Linked DNA regions of Mus musculus: region 2 is linked to region 1. The links are chromatin loops, found by intact Hi-C in ENCODE. Cell type or tissue: heart. All regions are shown on one strand.

Region 1 (2,500 bases):
TGCCTTCACTGGTAAAGGATGACTTCTGTGTTCCTGTAACCAGCCTGCCAGAAATGAAAATATCCTAGAGACACTGTGTCCCTCAGTCTGGCTACCAGACTATTGAAACAACGAACCCCAAAGAAATCAGAATAGCTTCAGGAATCTCATGCTGGGAGAAGAAAAAGTCATACCAAAATAACCCAATTCTCTCCTCTGAGCTTTCTCCTAGTCCAGCCTCGTAGACCAGTTCAGTGATATGCCATAGACAAGTCCCAAGACTGCACCCACCTATTCCAAATACTGACATTTAGGCATTATCCAAACTCATATCTTATATTTAAAAGAGTAAATTTCCCATTCACTCGCTCATTCTTTCTGTTCTTCCATCCCATTTACTGGGAGCTTGGATGCAACGGTGAACACAGTTCCTGCTTAGTGGACTTTGGAGCTCGTGGGGAAGGTGGAGGTCAGTCCAAGAACCCCCTAAGCAAAGCGTAAGTCCAGGACGGCACTATGTTATCACATATGTGCTAAGGATCTGAAATATTGCTAACAGGATTGCCATGGCTGCAGAGCCTCTCTACTATCCTGGAGAATTGGCTCTGACAGTTTCTCAAAGACCTATCACCATGAGCTGATGTCAGAATCCAGTCTAGAGCCCCCTGATGTGAAAAGCCCATGGATTCTCTATTCTTTCACACAATCCTGGGAAAGCCACCAATCCCATTTTCCAGTTTCTGAAAGATCTAGACTTAGGCTTGTGCAGGTTCCACCTTCTCATAGGCTTTGACTATTCTCATGTAAATATCCTAATATCTAATATGCATAAGTTCACTGAGTTTGGGGCAACTAGTCAGAAAAGGGGTGTTGTCTGTTTCCGTGCTGGAGATTGGACCCAGACCCTGCACATGCTAGGTCTGCATCGTGCCTAAATCTCTATCCTTGAAAAGTTTTAAGACTAAGACTTACCAGCAGTTTTCTAAAGGCCACCAGAAACTACATTACTACCAAGACCAAAGTTAAAAACAGTACTGCCTGGTTTGAAATGCTCTGGGCTATAAATGCAGCAACAGTGCCCTCTGATGGTCATTATTGTACATGTTTTGTGGTGGCATTTTTGGTTTCCCTTAGCAAGTCTTAGATTAATAATAATTAATAATTTCCCATAATTTGATCACTTTCATCCTTAGTTTCAATCCTCAACAGGTCCAGGTTATAGCAGTTATAAAAGCAAGCATACAGGGCATCAGGAGCTGCACCTTGTCATGGACCAGAGTTCCAAGAGCCAACACACAGGGCCCAACATTGGTGAAATACTGGACTGTAAACCTGGTCCAGCATCACTTTCCTATTAGACTATGGCAGATCACCTCAGCATTTACTGCTATACTAGGACTTCCTGAAGGTGGTGACTGTGTTGATTTGAAGAAAACGGACCCATAGGCTCATAGGGAGTGGCACTATTAGTAGGTGTGGCCTTGTTGGAGTAGGAGTGGCTTTGTTGGAGGAAGTGCGTCACTGGGGGTGGGTTTTGAGGTCTCAGATGCTCAAGCCTGACCTATTCTCTCAATGTTTCTTCTTGTTGGCTGCTGATTCGATTTAGAACTCTCAGTTCCTTCTCCAGCACCATGTCTGCCTGCATGCCTCCATGCTTCCTGCCATGATGATAATGGATTAAGCCTCTGAACTCTAAGCCAGCCCCAGTGAAATATTTTCCTTTAGAAGACATGCTCTGGTCATGGTGTCTCTTCACAACAATAAAAGCCCAACTAAGAAAGGGACTAAAATATATTCTTATCTACGTATACTCTGATCAGACAGTTAATGGAGTTGCTAAAGTCAGAGCCTGGGCCATGACAATCCTAACAAGCCAGGTTCATCCACTCACTGACCTCTAAACAGCCAACCAATGAGACATGTTGGAAAAGCAGAGAAAGAGATCTAGTCAATGTGGTCATGTGGAGAGAGGCCTAATGACGGCACCAAGTCTGCCTTCCAGAGACCTAACATGAGGTTGAGATTAAGAGGTATGGCCGGGTGTGGTGGTGCACACCTTTAATCCCAGCACTCAGGAGGCCGAGGCAGGTGGATTTCTGAGTTTGAGGCCAGCCTGGTCTACAAAGTGAGTTCCAGGACAGCCAGGGCTACACAGAGAACCCGTCTCGAAAAACCAAAAAGGAAAAAAAAAAAAAAAGAGAGGTATGCATAATTACTAAGCTGGTCAAGTTGTTCATATGGTCTCCTGCAAAGTGGCCATCAAAGTTGTCGGAATGGTGTGGAATCTTGTTCCAAGCGACAAGCTTTCCAGCTGGCTGGTACCAGACTTTAAATACTCCCTCTACTAGCATGAGCTTCTTCAGAGAGAGCCCATTAGATTTACTAGGGACTACTGGCTCAATATTCTGATAGTCAAAAGGGCACAGCTCAAGGCTCTTTAGCATAGCTTCATTCCTGTCAGGATGGTTGCGCTATTCTACAAGTAGGAAAGGGACAGGGACTTTTAGCCAAGTATTGTGCT
Region 2 (2,500 bases), 460 kb before region 1:
CCCTTTATCTGCAGACTCTGCTGCCCCTCATTCTTAAGCCCCGCCCATCCCTCCCTGATGGGAAAAGGACACAAAGCCAGAATTATCTGAAGAAGAAAAAAAAAAGCCTTAAGATTCTAAATGCTCAGCATTGTTCAAGTCCCACTTCAACAAGGCAGACACAGGAGGGGGAAAAAGATAAATTCTTGCTTTGTGCTGAAAGTTCAAAACATGATAATTCACAAAAGAGGTCTAGGAAAATACTCCACATGGGGACACAAGACAGAAGTTCAGCTCTTGTCTGTCACTGTACAGTGCCCAGGGGTGACTTGAGCTCTTGAATCCCATTTCTCCTCAGGAAACCTCCCCTTACGCACCTGTTCATTCCATGGTTTCGGTAATTGTGGCCACAAAGTACTAGGATTTGCCTTGACTGTGGTACAGAAAACAAATCTATTTTTAAAAAAGATGTATTTATTTAATGTAAAAAATAAATACATATTATATATATGCATACACTGTAGCTGTACTGATGTTTGTGAGCCATCATTTGGTTGCTGGGAATTGAATTCAGGACCTCTGCTCGCTCCGGCCCAAAGATTTATTTATTATTATATGTAAGTACGTCAGACACACCAGAAGAGGGCGTCAGATCTCATTATGGATGGTTGTGAGCCACCATGTGGTTGCTGGGATTTGAACTCAGGGCCTCTGGAAGAGCAGTCAGTGCTCTTAACCGCTGAGCCATCTCTCCAGCCCCAGATGCCTGAGAATAAATCTATTAATGCTCACTAGAGAACATTGTTAGAATTTATTAGAAACTTTTAATCTCTGATACAGAGTGCTTTTGCACATTTGCATCCCACTGACAATCAAGATGGGACTGTGAGGTAGAGATTTTAATCTTTTTAATTGTTATTTTATGCGTGTGAGTGTTTTGCCTGCATACCACATGCATGCAGTTCCTAAAGAGGCCAGAAGAGGGCATAGGATACTCTGAAACTGAAGTTATGGGTGTTTGAACTTCCATATGGGAGTTAGGAATCAACCTGAGTCCTAGGGAATGGCAGCCAGTTCTCTTAACCACTGAGCCATCTCTATAGCCTCATCCTGTGGGGTTGTAAAGAAGTTTAGAAGTAACATGTGCACCTGCCTCACTTCTTGGGGCTGCCCCGTCTGCCCATTCCTGCTCATTCTGGTTCTAATCACAGAAATCACATGACTGTGGTAGGAACCCCCAACAGCTAAGAAGGAAAATAGAAACCAGCTGCAAGGGCTGGTCTGTGTCCCTGTGTACAGGGGCTCACTCCCACATTGCTCTTGAAGCCCCCTTCCTTTCCTTGCCTTCGAGTTCCAGTCAATGTTGGAATAACTACTGGCTAGTAGTTTAAAGTGCCCAACTGTATGTCACCATTCACAGGAGACAGAAGACAGAAATGTGTGAAAGTCTCAGCCATGCTGGATCTGGGGCTCTGCCTCTGGGGCTTGGCCTTTGAAGAAGGTTTCACTGCCCTTGTGGCTGGCACGAAGCCCCCAGGCCTGTTTCTTAAGCCAGAGAAGCTGCTAACTGTGGTGGGCCAGAGGCATGGGAGAGGACACTTAATACGGCTGGAGGACAACAATTCTCTCTCTTCCTTATATTTTTGTGTTACCTGGTCCCCTCACTCACCCAAACAGCTGGGTTGAGTGTCCTGTACCTCCAAGGAGTGCTGATTGAGTCCTCTCAGCAGATAAAAAATGCATGTGAAATCCCAGGAATGTAATCTATTTGGGAAAATATACATATACAAACCAGTCCTCATAAGGGGGCAGGGGGGAGAAGGCCATTCAAAATTAGCTTTGAAGCTGGATATTTGACTGTTAGGATATCTTACCACAACTAAACATTTCTTTCTCTGTTTCTACTCTTCTCCCTCTTCCTTTCTCTCAGACAGGATCTTTCCATGTTGCTCTGACTGACCTTAAACTTGCAATCCCCCTGCCTCAGCCTCCCAGGCACTGGAATTAAAGGTGTAAAGAAAACAAATGTCTAAGCCTTTCATGGGGGGTCCACAGGCAAGGGTCCACATGGATTTGATTGGATATTGCCCTTGTTCCCAGAATGGAGGAAGCGGCTTATCCCAAGGGACAGAGGCTTGATCCAGGAGCATTCCTGTCCTTTGTCCTCTGTCCTGTGTCCTCTGCAGTGTGACACAGCACCCAGGCAGCAGATCTGTTGTCTCTTTGTAAGGGGCTCTTCCCCTGTCAGGCTCCTTAGGTCCCTGGCTGCTGGGTAACTGAGAATGACTCTCAGAATAAGCTAGAGATGGAGTCAGCAGGTTCCTGTCACCAATTCAGTCTTTGCCTGCTAGAGGTCTTGCTTGAACTTGCCACTCTGCTGGGCACTAGAGAAAAGGCAGTCAGCTTGAAATGATTCTCTGGCTTGGCTAGTATTTGCCCTGATGAATGTTGGGTTCAAAGTTGGTTGTAGATGTGGCAGTGTTAACAAGGGGAGGAACTTTTGGCAAGTAGAGCCTAGTGT

What was found. A loop is a pair of places that touch in the nucleus more often than their neighbours do. Peaks named below come from ENCODE experiments on the same cell type or tissue, not always from the same donor. Only the 100,000 strongest peaks of a DNase experiment are listed, where the experiment ranks them.
Region 2: it touches region 1 in a loop (3-fold over the local background); 19 of 42 quality-filtered maps call a loop at or near these places.

What each region holds. Positions count from the first base shown.
Region 1 is chr11:31,674,173-31,676,672 of GRCm38, reverse strand. No RefSeq gene overlaps it. Among named protein-coding and RNA genes, the nearest start is that of Bod1, 3.6 kb to the right of the region's middle. In heart, a CTCF peak has its summit at 1,069 (motif pointing left); no DNase peak of the experiment used is centred here; H3K27ac peaks cover 349 bases.
Region 2 is chr11:32,130,868-32,133,367 of GRCm38, reverse strand. The region is part of intron 1 of Gm39676 (a long non-coding RNA gene); the gene reads left to right. Gm51888 (a long non-coding RNA gene) reads right to left here. Exons shown (of 3, transcript XR_003949656.1): 3 at 996-2,500. Among named protein-coding and RNA genes, the nearest start is that of Gm39676, 4.5 kb to the left of the region's middle. In heart, a CTCF peak has its summit at 951 (motif pointing right); no DNase peak of the experiment used is centred here.